Linked DNA regions of Homo sapiens: region 1 is linked to region 2. Evidence: read pairs that join two places in POLR2A ChIA-PET (ENCODE). Cell type or tissue: IMR-90. All regions are shown on one strand.

Evidence for each region. ChIA-PET counts read pairs that join two places held together with the same protein. Peaks named below come from ENCODE experiments on the same cell type or tissue, not always from the same donor. Only the 100,000 strongest peaks of a DNase experiment are listed, where the experiment ranks them.
Region 1: POLR2A ChIA-PET joins it to region 2 with 13 read pairs; 2 of 35 experiments call an interaction of 5 or more read pairs at or near these places.

What each region holds. Positions count from the first base shown.
Region 1 is chr10:103,166,180-103,174,179 of GRCh38, forward strand. The region is part of intron 3 of NT5C2 (5'-nucleotidase, cytosolic II); the gene reads right to left. Among named protein-coding and RNA genes, the nearest start is that of NT5C2, 23 kb to the right of the region's middle. In IMR-90, no CTCF peak of the experiment used is centred here; a DNase peak (open chromatin) is centred at 2,432; H3K27ac peaks cover 272 bases.
Region 2 is chr10:102,850,976-102,858,975 of GRCh38, forward strand. BORCS7 (BLOC-1 related complex subunit 7) reads left to right here and starts at 3,284. Exons shown (of 5, transcript NM_001136200.2): 1 at 3,284-3,452. The coding sequence starts at 3,312. It overlaps BORCS7-ASMT (BORCS7-ASMT readthrough (NMD candidate)), which reads left to right and starts at 3,235. Exons shown (of 15, transcript NR_037644.1): 1 at 3,235-3,452. RefSeq lists enhancers at 2,804-3,317, 3,300-3,359, 3,318-3,830, 3,430-3,619, 4,627-5,599. In IMR-90, no CTCF peak of the experiment used is centred here; DNase peaks (open chromatin) are centred at 3,276, 3,566 and 5,216; H3K4me3 peaks cover 916 bases; H3K27ac peaks cover 1,106 bases.

The DNA of each region.
Region 1 (8,000 bases), 320 kb after region 2:
GCACTCTGTGTATGTGTAGATTAATATATTTACCACTAGAGTTAGACACAAGAGTTTCCTCATAAGGTATTCCTTGTGCTACCCTTTTACAGGTACACCCACCATCTCCCTCCACCCACCCCAATCTCTACCCCTAGCAACCATTAATTTATCAATCTCAATAATTTTGTAATTTCAAGAATGTTACAGAAATGGAACCATACAGAGTGTAACCTTTTCAGATTGGCTTTACTAACTCAGCATAATTCTCTTGAGATATATCAAAGCTGTTGCACGTATCAACAGTTCACTTTTTACTGCTGAATAGAATTCCATACACAGAATTTTGGGAGGAAAATAATAAGCTGAAAAATTTCTTACCAGTCCCTAAATTCTTACCTGTCATTCCTTAGGAAGATGAAACATGAATAAAAGCATTAGAATGATAAAAAACAAACAAACAAACAAAAAACAGAGTTTTGAATTTTTTTCTTTCTTTCTTTCTTTTTTCTAGAGACAGGGTTTTCCTGTGTCACCAGGCTGGAGTGCAATGGCGCAATCAAAACTCATTGCAACCTCAAACTCCCAAGTTCAAGTGATCTTCCTGCCCCAGCCTCCCCAGTAGCTAGGACGACAGGTGCACAGCACCATACTCAGCTAATCTTTTTACTTTTTGTAGAGACAGGGTATCATTATGTTCCCCAGGCTGGTCTCAAATTCCTGGCCTCAAGCCATCTTCCCATCTCGGTCTCTCAAAGTGCTAGTATTATAGGTGTAAGCCACCACACCCAGCCACAGTTTTGATGTTCTACCTTACTCTTCTTATTCCGACAAGATATATCCCATATATATATTATTTTTCTTTTTTTTTTTTCTTGAGACAGTCTCGCTCTGTCACCCAGGCTGGAGTGCAGTGGTAAAATCTCAGCTCACTGCATCCTCTGCCTCCTGTATTCAAGCGATTCTCCTGCCTCAGCCTCCCGAGTAGCTGGGATTACAGGCACCCGCCACCACACCTGGCTAATTTTTGTATTCTTTAAGTAGAGATGGGGTTTCACCATGTTGGCCAGGCTAGTCTCAAACTCCTGACCTCAGGCGAGCCACCCACCTCGGCCTCCCAAAGTGCTGGGATTACAAACATGAGCCACCATGCCCAGTCCCATATGTATACTATTTAAGAAACATGGCTCTTCAGCATTCCAGAGGACCTATATTTTCCGCATGATTTTCAATTTACAAAGTGGCTACTGAAATTTTAACAATTATCCACTGAATATTTGAACCAATACTAAAATGACAGTTTACTACTCAGCTTGATTAATGACAAAATTAAAAAGCTGAATGACATTCATATGATATCCATAAGTGATTAAAAGAGAAATTAAAATTGATCAACCTGGCAGTCTCTATCTACATATAACCTGATACCTGTTTTTAGTATGAGGTTTAAAAAAAAAAATAAAGATTTCCCCTTTTTTTGTTTTTGTTTTTGAGACACAGTCTCACTCTGTCACCTAGGCTGAAGTGCAGTGGCGCAATCATGGCTCACTGCAGCCTTGACCTCCCAGGCACAAGCAATCCTCCCGCCTTAGACTCCTGAGTAACCAGGACTACAGGTGCACACCACCATGCCCAGCTAATTTTTGTATTTTTGGTAAAGACGGGGTTTGCCATGTTGCCCAGGCTGGTCTTGAACTCCTGTGCTCAATGAGCCATCCACCCGCCTGGGTCTCCCAAAGTGCTAGGATCACAGGCATAAGCCACCGTGCCTGGTCCATCATAAACATTTCTAGATCGAAGCCATAAGTACTAGCAAAATTACATATACACAAATTCCTTTTCACTCCTTAAACATGTACAAGAAATTTACTTTGATTTTAGAAGAAACGATTATTCAACAGATTTATATAAAGACTGATATGGCTCTGGAAGCCTAAACTGCAACTAAAAAAAAAAAAACTTCAGATATATAATTTAAGATAAATATACAAAAGTCTTTAAAGAATTTTAAAGAGAAAAATCACTGCAATATTTTCTAAAATAAGGCAAAAGACTGGTTAACAAAAAATTCACAAGCCTAATAACGTGCCACATTTCAGTTCAATATGATAAAACCACTGCTAAATTAATAAGCTGTGTTCACAAAGAAAAAGCCAATTCATTGTCCTACAGAAATTCTGTTCTACTGGAAGCATCAGAGCTTTACAAACGTAAAAACTAAATACCTGACTTCGGTATCCTGGGCACAGTCAATGTAGAGAGCAGATGAAAAACCTAATTGTTCCATTCTTGGATTGGTAAATACAAATTCTGATCTATAGTGATCACTAAAAGATTCTAGTATTAAACAAAAACTATTTAAGAGGTAATTTTTGAAGCTGCCTCTTTCAGGTCACTATGACATCTGAGCAGCTCAGCTTGTCTTCTAACCATATAGCAAAACACATTCCACTGAAAGGTTTGGCCTGATGACTTATCCTCAGCCCAGAAAACTAAACAACCATAAGGAAATGAAGAAGGAGCAACAGTCATACATTTTAAAGGCTAGTTTCTTAATAATGACATATGACTGGCATCTCTATATTGAAATTCAGAAAACTGATATTAAGCAAGAAAAAAGCTGGAAGTTAGATATTTATTTACTTAACTAAGAATATTTAGCTTCTTCTAAAGGGAAATTGTAAAGCATCACATACGATGTATACTTTGTGATAATGATCAGCATAGCCTAACTTAACCAATGATAAATTACCAATCCAAATAAATGTCTTTAATGAAAAGACCTGGAAACAGAATATTCTACAAATTGACTTAACTAGAAAACTAAAATAAATTTCTTCTAAATGGTTTCTATTTAAAATTTTTAATTAACAAAAGCAAATACTGTTAGGAGATACAAGTCTGATGACTACATCATGATGAGTACAGATAATAATCTACTGTATACCTCAAAATTGCAAAGGGATTAGATTTTAAATGTTCTCATCACAAAAAAAAATGATAAATGTAAGAGGTTATGCATGTTAATTGGCTTGATTTAGCCATTCCATATCAACTTGTACACCATAAATACATACAATTTTTGTCAATGTTTAAAAAGACATATACATATACACACACACATATATATATAATGTTTTTATTGTTCTAAAAGCACACATATACTTTATTTTAAACACGGGGCATGGTGGCTCACACTTGTAATCCCAGCACTTTGGAAGGACAAGGCAGGAGGATCACTTGAGAACAAGAGTTCAAGATCAACCTGGGTAACACAGCAAGACTTTGTCTCTACAAAAACAATACAAAGATTAGACAGGTGTAGTGGTACACGCCTGTAGTCCCAGCTATTCAGGAGGCTGAGACAGGAGAATCACTTGACCCCAGGAAGTTAAGGCTATAGTGAGCCATGATCAAGCCACTGCACTCTAGCCTGGGTGACAGAGCAAGACCCTGTCTCAAAAAAAATTATAATAATTTTAAAGCAAATTCTTGCAAGATACCAAGAACCCAAATTTTCTACATTTAATTTTTTTTTCAGGCTGGGAGTGATGGCTCACATCTGTAATTCCAGCACTTTTGGAGGCCGAGGCAGGAGGACTGCTTGCAGCCAGAAGATCAAAACCAGCTTGGACAACATAGTGAGACCACATCTCTAGAAAAAAATTTTTTAAATTACCAAGCATGGCTAGGCATGGTGGCTCACGCCTGTAATCCCAGAACTTTGGGAGGCTGAGGCAGGCGGATCACAAGGTCAGGAGTTCAAGACCAGCCTGGCCAACATGGTGAAACCCAGTCTCTAAAAATACAAAAATTACTTGGGCATGGTGGCGCATGCCTATAATCACAGCTACTCCAGAGGCTGAAGCAGGAGAGTTGCTTGAACCAGACCCAGGAGGCAGAGGTTGCAGTGAGCCAAGATCATGCCACTGCACCCCAACCTGGGCTACAGAGCGAGACTCTGTCTCAAAAAAAATTAATTAATTTAAAAAAATAATAAAAATTACTGAGCACTGTGGTACACACCTGTAGTCCTAGCTACTGGGGAGGCTGTGGCAGGTGGATTGCTTAAGCCCAGAAGTTTGAGGTTACCGTGAACTATGATCACACTACTGCACTGCAGCCTAGGCAACAGAATGAGACCCTGCCTCTTTAAATAACATAGATAAAAAATTTTTTTCAATGATCTAAAACATCAAGCCTTTGAAAATGTTTTTTCTATTGTTTCCAGTACATACACCTTACTATATGAAAGAACGTAGGGTACAGAATCCATCTAAAATATTCCAGGAAATACCATTCCAAATGAGTTAGGAGTATACTCATTCAGGCTATGATACACACACACAAGCACACACACATGCACACTTTTTTTTTTTTTTTTTTTTTGAGACATGCTCTCATTCTGTCACCCAGGCTGGTGGCATGATCTCAGCTCACTACAGCGTCCACCTCTCAGACGCAGGTGATCCTCCCACCTCAGCCTCCCAGGTAGCTGAGTCCACAGGCGTAAGCCACCACACCTGGCTAATTTTTATGTTTTTTTTTTGTAGAGACAGGGTTTCGCCATCTTGCCCAGGCTGGTCTCAAACTCCTGAGCTCAAGGACTCCGCCTGGCTCGGCCTCCCAAAGTGTGTGGACTACAGGCGTGAACCACCATGCCCAGCCTATGATATATATTAAATATAATTAGGATGTTTATTAAATAATGTTTACCAGTCCTCATTTCCACTGCTAAAAATGTTACACCCTAATGTTAATTAATACTTTATAGTGTAAAGACCAAGCAAATAATTGAAGAAAAAGTATAGAACTCCATATAACATAATCTTTTCCAAATGTTATGTTTTATTACATAGACACACATAAATGTTCTGTTTTATACTTTAACACGCCATACCTAGCAACATATCTCACACACAGAAGAGAATCGTTAGTACCCATTTGACAGGAATCTTTAATGTTTTCACTTTTTCAGGGTTTAAGGAGTAACAGCATCCTAACACCCAGAAATGCCACAGTGACCTACCATGAGGCAAATATCACCAGCCTACTTAAAAAACCAACTATTGATATAATAATTAACTTCTGATATACTCAATAACAAGTAACTATATTTTTCAAAATATTAGTATCTATTGAAACAACAAAATATTACCTAATTCTGACTTAGCTTTCCTATACAGAGAAGACTGCACTTAGAAATTTTTTGTCTGCTTACAAAAACTTACCTACATAAACCAGTTTAGCCACTTTTCCAGTAAGATTTCAAAGTAATATTCATTTCCTTTTTCCTGTAGCCCAGAAACAGCTAAGTGATTAAGAGTCATTTTAGACTTCCTGTAGTTCCCATGCAACTTTTTAGCACTGCCAATATACCAGCACCTGTACTTACTGCCGGCTTTCCTGGTGTGGGAGGCAAAGATGGTTCTAGTAGGGCCCAGATTTTTCTACCCCAGAAATTCACTTTAGGTGTAGATTTCTAATTTCTTCTTAAAAATAAATAATTACTAAATACATTATCTACTCCCAAGGACCCTAACTACTTAAGATTTAGGTAGAAGCAAACATTTAATTGAATCTATAAAAAGAGTTAAGTAAAAAGAAAATACAATTTAGGCCGGGCTCAGTGGCTCATGCCTGTAATCCCAGCACTTTGGGAGACCAAGGCTGGAGGAATGCTTGAGCCCAGGCATTTGAGACCAACCTGAGCAACACAGCAAGACCCCGTCTCTAATAAAATAAATTTTTTTTTAAAATACAGGTTAAGGCCGGGAGCAGTGGCTCACGTCTGTAATCCCAGCACTATGGGAGGCCAAGGCAAGTAGATCACCTGATATCAGGAGTTTGTGACCAGCCTGGCAAACACGGTGAAACCCTGTCTCTACTAAAAATTAAAAAATTAGCCAGGTGTGGTGGTGTGTGCCTGTAATCCCAGCTACTCGGGACGGTGAGGCAGGAGAATCGCTTGAACCTGGGAGGCAGAGGTTGCAGTGAGCTGAGACCGCGCCACTGTACTGAGAGACAAGAGCAAAGACTCTGTCTCAAAAAATAAAAAACAAAAATTTAAATACAATTTTAACTTTAAATTTTTTTTTTTTTTTTTGAGACGGAGTCTCGCTCTGTCACCCAGGCTGGAGTGTGCAGTGGTGTGATCGCAGCTCACTGCAAGCTCCGCCTCCTAGGTTCACACCATTCTCCTGCCTCAGCCTCCCGAGTAGCTGGGACTACAGGCACCTGCCACCACACCCGGCTAATTTTTGTATTTTTAGTAGAGACGAGGTTTCACTGTGTTAGCCAGGAAGGTCTCGATCTCCTGACCTTGTGATCCACCCGCCTCGGCCTCCCAAAGTGCTAGGATTACAGGAAAAAAATTTTATTTAAAAATATTTGGGGACCACTCACGGTGGTTCATACCTGCAATCCCAGCAGTTTGGGAGGCTGAGGCGGGTGGATCACTTGAGGCCAGGAGTTCAAGACCAGCCTGGCCAACATGGCGAAACTCCATCTCTACTAAAATTACAAAAATTAGCTGGGCATGGTGGCCACACCTGTAATCCCAGCTACCAGAGAGGCTGAGGCATGAGAATTGCTTGAACCCAGGAGGCAGAGGTTGCAGTGAGCTGAGATCGCATCACTGCATTCCAGCCTGGGCGACAGAATGAACTCTGTCTCAAAAACAAAAACAAAAAAATACAAAAATTAGTCAGGTGCAGTGGCCCACGCCTGTACTCAGCTACTCAGACAGCTGAGGCAGGAGAATTGCTTGAACCCAGGAGGTGGAGATTACAGTGAGCCGAGATCAAGCCACTGGACTTCAGCCTTGGCAACAGAACGAGACTCTGTCTCAAAACAAAACAAAACAAAATCTGTAGAGTTGGGGTCTCATCATATTGCCCAGGCTGTTCTCAAACTCCTGGGTTCAAGCAATCCTCCTGCTTTGGTCTACCAAAGTGCTGGGATTACAGATGCGAGCCACCATGCCTGGCCTACACTTTTAAAGAAAAAGTGATTTCGAGAAAATATTACAGTCTAAAATCAAAACAAGGAAACTTTGCTAATACCCAGAGTTACCCACATTCAATCTAACACACAGTAGCCAGCAGACACAATTTTTAAATTCTGTTTAAAAATTACAGTCAGTTTGTGGTAAATATCAATTAATAATTTCATTCTTGGCCAGGCGCGGTGGCTCACGCCTGTAATCCCAGCACTTTGGGAGGCTGAGGTGGGCGGATCACAAGAAGAGTAGATCAAGACCATCCTGGCTAACACAGTGAAACCCCATCTCTACCAAAAATACAAAAAATTAGCTGGGCATGGTGGCGGGCACCTGTAGTCCCAGCTACTTGGGAGGCTGAGGCAGGAGAATGGCGTGGACCCGGGAGACGGAGCCTGCAGTGAGATCGTGCTACTGCACTCCAGCCTGGGCCAGGGAGCGAGACGCCGTCTCAAAAAAAAAAAAAAAAAAAAGAATTTCATTCTTGGCCGGGCGCAGTGGCTCACACCTGTAATCTCAGCACTTTGGGAGGCCGAGGCAGGTGGATCACGAGGTCTGGAGTTCAAAACCAGCCTGGCCAAGATGGTGAAACCCTGTCACTACTAAAAAAAAAAAAATAAGTAAATAAATAAAAAATACAAGAATTTCATTCCTGGGCTGGGTGCGGTGGCTCACGCCTGTAATCCTAGCACTCTAGGATGCCGAGGCAGGTGGATCACCTGAGGTCAGGAGTTCAAGACCAGCCTGGCTAACACGGTGAAACCCTGTCTCTACTAAAAATACAAAAATTAGCCAGCCGTGGTGACGCACGCCTGTAATCCCAGCTACTTGGGAGGCTGAGGCAGGAGAACCGCTTGAACCCAGGAGGTGGAGGTTGCAGTGAGCTGAGATCATGCCACTGCATTCCAGCCTAGGCGACAGAGCCAGACTCCGTCTCAAAAAAAAAAAAAAAAAAAATTCATTCTTGGCAGGGTGTGGTGGCTCAAGCCTATAATCCCAGCACTTCGGGAGGCTGAGGTGG
Region 2 (8,000 bases):
AAAAACCCAAAAGTGGAAACAACCCAAGTGTCCATCAACAAGAGAGTGAATAAACACAGTGAGAACTATCCATGCAGTGGAATATTTCTCAGCAATAAAAATGAACAGGCTAGTTATATGCACAACAACATGTCAAATCATCATGCTGCAAGAATGAAGCCAGACAAAAAAAGACCCCCCTCCCCTCAAAAAAGCCTGTATGATGCTATTTATTTGCCATTCTAGAAATGCAAATTAATCTATAGTTCCCAAAAGCAGGGCAGTGGTTGCCCGGGTGAGACAGAGAAGGAGAGATGGACTTTAAAGGGCACTTGGAAACTTCTGAGGGTGATGAAATGTTTTGCATCTTTTTTTTTTTTTTTTTAATTGAGACAAGGGGCCGGGCGTGGTGGCTCATGTCTGTAATCCCAGCACTTTGGGAGGCCAAGGTGGGCCGATCATGAGGTCAGGAGTTCAAGACCAGCCTGGCCAACATGGTGAAACCCCACCTCTACTAAAAATACAAAAATTAGCCGGGCGCGATGGTGCGTACCTGTAGTCCCAGCTACTTGGGAGGCTGAGGCAGGAGAATCGCTTGAACCCGGGAGGCGGAGGTTGCAGTGAGCCAAGATCACACCCGTGTACTCCAGCCTGGGTGACAGGGCAAGACTCCGTCTCAAAATAAAGTAAATAAATAATAAAAATAAATAAATAAAATGAGACAAGTTATCGCTATGTTGCCCAGGCTGCTGATATTGAACTCCTGGCCTCAAGCAATCTTTCTGCCTCGGCCTCCCAAAGTGCTGGGAATACAGGCATGAGCTACTGCTCCCACCCTGTTCTGTATCTTAATAGTGGTGGTGGTTCACAGATGTATACGTCTGTCACACTCATCAAATCGTACACTTTAAAGAATGTGGTTATTGTGCAGGCCGGGCGTGGTGGCTCAACGCCTGTAATCCCAGCACTTTGGGAGGCCAAGGCAGGTGGATCACCTGAGGTCAGGAGTTCAAGACCAGCCTAGCCAACATGGTGAAACCCATCTCTACTAAAAATACAAAAATTAGCCAGGCGTGATAGTGGGCACCTGTAATCCCAGCTACTCGGGAGGCTGAGGCAGGAGAATCGCTTGAACCAGGGAGGCAAAGGTTGCAGTGAGCCAAGATCGTGCCACTGCACTCCAGCCTGGGTGACAAAGCAAGACTCCATCTCAAAAAATAATGTTGTTATTGTACATAAATTATAACATAAATTCATGCACATAAACTCAATAAAGTTTATTAAGGACAAAAAGTAAACAGTAAATGAGATTCAACGGAGACATATGAATCTAGACACTTGGAAGAGGAAGTAATGTTGATATTGAATACAGGTAATTTTGAACAAAATTTTCAATACAATAACATTCTCACATCTTTTATTAACTAAAAAAGAAATGGAGCTACTTGAAATATTTTATTTTTTTTTTGAGACAGAGTCTCACTCTGTCGCCTAGGCTGGAATACAGTGGCATGATCTCGGCTCACTGCAACCTCTGCCTCCCGGGTTCAAGAAATTCTCCTGCCTCAGCCTCCAGAGTAGCTGGGACTACAGGTGCCCACCACCACGCCCGGCTAATTTTTGTATTTTTAGTAGAGACGGGGTTCCACCATGTTGGGCAGGCTGGTCTCGAACTCCTGACCTCAGGTGATCCTCCCGCCTCAACTTCCCAAAGTGCTGGGATTACAGGCGTGAGCCACGGCACCTGGCCTACTTGAAATATTTTACATATTAATTCACTTACAAGGTGGTTACCATCAGTTTGGTATTAATACAATAAAGAGGTTATCAATAAAAATTACTAGTGATGTTGAGCATTTTTCACATTTATCAGCCAGTTGATTTTTTTTTTTGAATTGCCTACTTGTGCCTTTTGCCAATTTTTCTATTAGATTGTTTTTCCTTCTTCATTTGTTTACAGGCCTATCTGCCTCATCAGCCTGGGAGTTCCACAGAGACAAGAACTGTATTTCATTTCTTTCTCTATCCCCAGCCTAGTACAGTGTCTGGTATTTAGTTCATGAAATGTTTGTTAAAATTGAATGGAATGAGGCCAGGTGCAGTGGCTCACGCCTGTAATCCCACCATTTTGGAAGGCCAAGGCTGGTGGATCATTAGATGTCAGGAATTTGAGACCAGCCTGGCCAACATGGTGAAACCCTATCTCTACTAAAAATACAAAAATTAGCCGGGCCTGGTGGCAAGCACCTGTAATCCCAGCTACTTGGGAGGCTGAGGCAGGAGAATCACTTGAACTCAGGAGGCGGATGTTGCAGTGAGCTGAGATCGAGCCACTGCACTCCAGCCTGGGCAACAAAGCGAGACTCCATCTCAAAAAAAAAATAAAATAAAATAAAATTAAATAAAATGAGACAAGTTATCGCTATGTTGCCCAGGCTGCTGATACTGAACTCCTGGCCTTGAGTGACCCTTCTGCCTCGGCCTCCCAAAGTGCTGGGACTACAGGTGTGTCACCATATGGATAGGTTGGCCTTGAACTCCTGACCTCAAGTGATCCACCTTGGCCTTTCAAAGTGTTGGGATTACAGGCGTGAGCCACCACGCCTGGCCCCTTGTCTCAATTAATCAAAAAAAGGCCTAGGCAACAGAACAAGACTCTGGGGAAAAAAAAATATATATGTATATATATATGTGTATATATATGTATATATATGTATATATGTGTATATATGTGTATATATATGTGTATATATATATATGTGTATATATATATGAATGGAATGATATTCTCATAACCCCTTGGAAACATTATTACTTCTGTTTAACAGATGAGGAATATAAGACAGAAGCTGAGTAATTTGCAGCCACACACTGCTAAATGGTAGCATTGGGACTGTAATCCGGGCCTTCTGATTCTTTTTAATTATTTGTATTAATTTTAATTTTATTTTATTTTTAAAGAGATGGAGTTTCGCTATGTTGCCCAGGGTGGTCTGGAACTCTCAGGCTCAGGTGATCCTCCTGCCTGGGTCTCCCAAAGGGCTGGGATTTCAGGCGTGCGCCGCCATGCCCTGCCGCAGGCTTTCCGATTCTGAACCATAGAGTCAATGAAACTGTCCTCCATCCCCTCCAGAGATGTTTGCCTGGACCCTGTTTTCCTCAGGATATCAATGAATAGTTCATGAGTTTAGTGAGCAAAGGTCAACCTCCATCAGGCGCATGCGTCCCTTCCTTTTCCCATGGAGGAAGAGACGCCTCTTTTCCTTCCGCTTTGCTTGTCTTTTGGCCCCGGCGACTCACCATCGTCAGTGCGCAACCGTTCGCTAACTGAAATGATGGCGACTGGAACGCCAGAGTCTCAAGCGCGGTTCGGTCAGTCCGTGAAGGGGCTTCTCACGGAGAAGGTGACCACCTGTGGTACTGACGTAATCGCGCTCACCAAGCAGGTGCTGAAAGGCTCCCGGAGCTCCGAGGTGAGCTGGAAGTGGACTCTCCCGGCCTGATAGTCCGGGGAGTCGCAGTCTTTCGTTGCTGTGGGAAGGAGGTCGCGTTGCATCTTGGGAATTGTAGGCTGTGAAGTACTTGCTATGAGTAGGTCTTCTTCGCGGAGGCGCGTGTTGCATTCTGGGGTGTGCAGTCTCTTTGGTTAGGGACAGTGTGTGAGGGTTGGGGGAAGAAGCGATGCCATGGGAACCTGTGCTTTAAAACAGCTCTTTGGGAGGCCGAGGCGGGCGGATCACCTGAGGTCGGGAGTTCGAAACTAGCCTGACAATCATGGAGAAACCCCCGTCTCTACTAAAAAATAATAATTAAAAAAATATATAGCCGAGCGTGGTGGCACATGCCTGTAATCCCAGTTACTTGGGAGGCTGAGGCAGGAGAATTGCTTGAACCTGGGAGGCGAATTATATATATAAGTATTATATATTACGTATTATATAATATATATACGTATATATTATATATAATGTGTATGTATATATTACATATATAATATACATATATATTATATATAATATATGTAATATATATTATATATATTTTCAACTAGAGGTGTTTATAGTTAACCACCTGTAAATATTCAACATATTCATCATAATAAACGTACATTTATTTAGCATTTTATATATGCTAGACACTGTTGTCTTTTATGGAGTTTAATTCATGAAGTCTTTAGAATGACTAATTGAAGGAAGTACTTTTCCTTTTTTTTTTTTTTTTTTGAGACGGAGTCTAGCTCTGTCGCCAGGCTGGAGTGTAGTGGTGTGATCTTGGCTCACTGCAACTTCCGCCTCCTGGGTTCAAGTGATTCTCCCGCCTCAGCCTCCTGAGTAGCTGGGATTACAGGCACGCACCACCACACCTGGCTATTTTTGTATTCTTAGTAGAGATGAGGTTTCACCATGTTGGCCAGGCTGGTCTCGAACTCTTGACCTCATGATCTGCCTGCATCAGCCTTCCAAAGTGCTGGGATTACAGGCGTGAGCCACCGCTCCTGGCAGCATTGCTTCTTGAGCAGTCTCCACATAGCTATTTTGTTTGATTAGCTGAGAATTTCATGTGTAAAAAACTCATTCCACAGTATTCATTTAACAAATACTTATTGGGTGTCTGCTATGTGCCAGGAACTGCTCTAGGTACACGGAATAAACAAAACTAAATCCCTCTACTTGGGAAGTTTACATTTTAGTGAAGAGACAGACGATAAACAAGTGAAACAGAAAAAAATCAGGTGGTGGTAAATCCTGTGAAGCAAAATTAATCTGGGAATAGAGAGTGATGAAAGGGTTAATCTTTGTTTGTTTGTTTGTTTTGAGACAGAGGAGGAGTCCCACTAGCTCTGTCACCCAGGCTAAAGTGCAGTGGCCCGATCTCGGGCTCACTGCAACCTCTGCCTCCTGGGTTCAAGCGATTCTCCTGCCTCAGCCTCCTGAGTAGCTGGGATTATAGGCGCCTGCCACCACACCCAGCTAATTTTTGTGTTTTTAGTAGAGATGGGGTTTCACCATGTTGGCCAGGCTGGTCTCAAACTCCTGACCTCAAGTGATCCTTCCCGCTTTGGCCCCCTAAAGTGCTGGGATTACAGGCATGAGCCACCACACCCGGTCGAAAGGGTTAATCTTAAACAGATGATCAGGGAAGGGGTCTCTGGGGAGAGAGCCTGTGAGGAGAAACACACTGACATTTGCCCACAGCATAATGAGTGGTTATGACTCATAGGCTTGTCTCTTGCATGCCTGCGCTTCTCCTCCTCCATTTGAGTTGTGTGCTTAGTGAGGGTCCATTGTGTTTTTTTCTAAACATCATGTGTCTGTGGGCTGGGCGCAGTGGCTCATGCCTGTAATCCTAACACTTTGGGAGGCCGAGGCAGGATTGCTTAAGCCCAGGGGTTCGAGACCAGCCTGGGCCACATAGTGATATCTTGTCTCTGTAAAAAAAGGAAAAAAAAAAAGAATGAAAACAATTTTTTAAATGTGTGTATGGCACTTATGCTTACAGTTGCAACTACGTAATTTAATGAAATAATACGAAAAATGAAATATGAGTACCAAAAAAGAGGGTTGCTATTGCTATGAAAACTAAGTTGAAAATCAGAAACACTTGTTGAAGATGAGTAGCTAAGACAAATTGTTATTGAGTTAATTATGAACAAGTTAATGGTAAAAGCCTAGGAGAAAAATTTATAGAAATCTAAAAAGATTCTGTAGTGAAGATTGTTTTACAGGTGTATTCAAGATGTTCTTCCATTTTAAAGAAAGCAAAACTAGAAATCTCAGATGGTATGTTATGTGTCTGGTCTGTTTATGTAGGAAAGTGATGCAGAATGCCAATGAATATATCAAGGAAAAGCCTTGGCTTTACATTACAACAGCCCCTGCCTTCAAGGCAACCACAACTCCCATTGAGTCTGTTTTCTAAATGTCTCACAAATCCTTTGTTTCTTTTTTTCTTGGCTACTTCTGTGTTTCAGGCCATCCTCATTCCTTGCTTAGAGTACTGCTGTGTCATCCTAACCAATCTCTCTGCCTCATTCCCCACTCTAGTCCACCTGCTTACCACATTTCTAAAACAGAAAAATGGATCATGCCATTTTTCTCTAGAATTACACACAAAGATGAATTCTAAACCCTAACTTTTAAGTCTCAGATTAGAAGTCACTTCTTTTAGGGACCTTTCCTGAACACCTACCCCTGTAATCAGTTAGACACTCCTGCCCCACTACATGCTCCCGGAGCAGCCAATGCTTCCCCATCAGCACTTACCATAAGGTGATGTAAGTGCCTATGTTCCCTTTGTAACCCCTCCAGATTCTGAGCCCCGTTATCACTCTTAACCAGAGTAAGGGCATATGTTAAACACTCAACAAATGTTTATTAAATGAGTAAGTGAATGAAGTAGATTGTTGGAACCCTTTTTTTTCTGCCATCGGTTTGTAAGTCACCATCTCCCATCTATAGGAGTTTGAAGTTTACCCTTAAAAGTAGCCACAGGAGGAACAGGTACTCTCATAATTGTTGGTGGGAATGCAAAGTGGTACAGCCCTAAAGGAGAGGAATTTGGCAATATGTAGCAAAATTAAAACCCCACAGTCACAAATCACAGTCCTGTGAGTCCATCCCAAACATATGCTGGCAAAAAGATGCAAAGATAGGAGATATTTGTAACAGTAAAAGCTATGAGATAAGATCCAAGATTTGAGAATTTTTTGTACCACTACTTACCGTGGCAAAAGACTGGGAACAGCCTCCAAATCCGTCAGCAGAGAACTGACTGAATAATGTTATGGTCACCTGTAGAGTGTGGTACTCTGCAGTTGTAAAAGAGCAATGGATTCATTAGGAGATAGCAATTGAATAGGAGATTCAATATGTATTGCTGCAGATAACCCTCAGGGATCTATTGCAAAGTGAAAACAGCAAGGTGTAGGCTGGGCACGGTGGCTCATGCTTATAATCCCAGCACTTTGGGAGGCTGAGGCAGGCAAATCACTTGAGCCCAGGAGTTTGAAACCAGCTTGGGCAACATGGCAAAACCCCATCTCTACAAAAAAATACAAAAAACTATCTGCGCATGGTGGCATGCACTTGTAGTCCCAGCTACTCTGGAGGCTAAGGTGGAAGGATCACCTGAGTCCGGGAGGTTGAGGCTTCAGTGAACAGTGATGGTGCCACTGCGCTCCAGCCTGGGTGACAGAGTGAGACCATGTCTCAAAAAAAAAAAAATATATATATATATAGAGAGAGAGAGCGAGCGAGAGAGAGAGAGAGAGAGAGCAAGGTGTAAACAAGTACACATAGTATGTTACATTTTAAGTAGGAAAGTGGTATGGAGGAAAATAAATACATGTGTCCATTGTTTAAAAAGGAACAATGGAAAGAAAACCACAAAGCTAATAAAAATAGTTATGCATGGGGCTGGGTGTAGGGGCTCATGCCTGTAATCCCAGTACTTTGGGAGGCTGAGGCGGGTGGATCACCTGAGGATGGGAGTTTGAGACCAGCCTGGCCAACACAGTGAAACCTCGTCTCTACTAAAAATATAAAAATTAGGTGAGCGTGGTGGCATGTACCTATAATCCCAGCTACTCAGGAGGCTGCTGCAGGAGAATCTCTTGAATCCAGGATGCGGAGGTTGCAGTGAGCCAAGATCGCATCACTGCACTCCAGCCTGGGTGACAGAGTGATACCCTGTTTCAAAAAAATGAAAATTAAAAAATAAAAAAATAGTTTTGCATATGGGGGAGAGAACAGGGAAAGAAAGGGACAGAGATGGAAAATCCTATTTTATTGTTTTGACTTTAGACATCCAGAAGGGGTTACTAACTTTAAAACTTTAAATAAAGTTGCCCTGTGTTGGGGAAGAAATCTGGCAATCCTAGTTACTTTGAAGTCACGCTACCCTTTTCACTAGAGTCTCCCTGACCCAAGAGAACAGGGAAGGGCCGGTAGGATACACATAACAGTAGCTCCTTTTACTTGGCTGAATTTAGGTATGCCAGGAGCAGGGTGCAGTATTAGGCC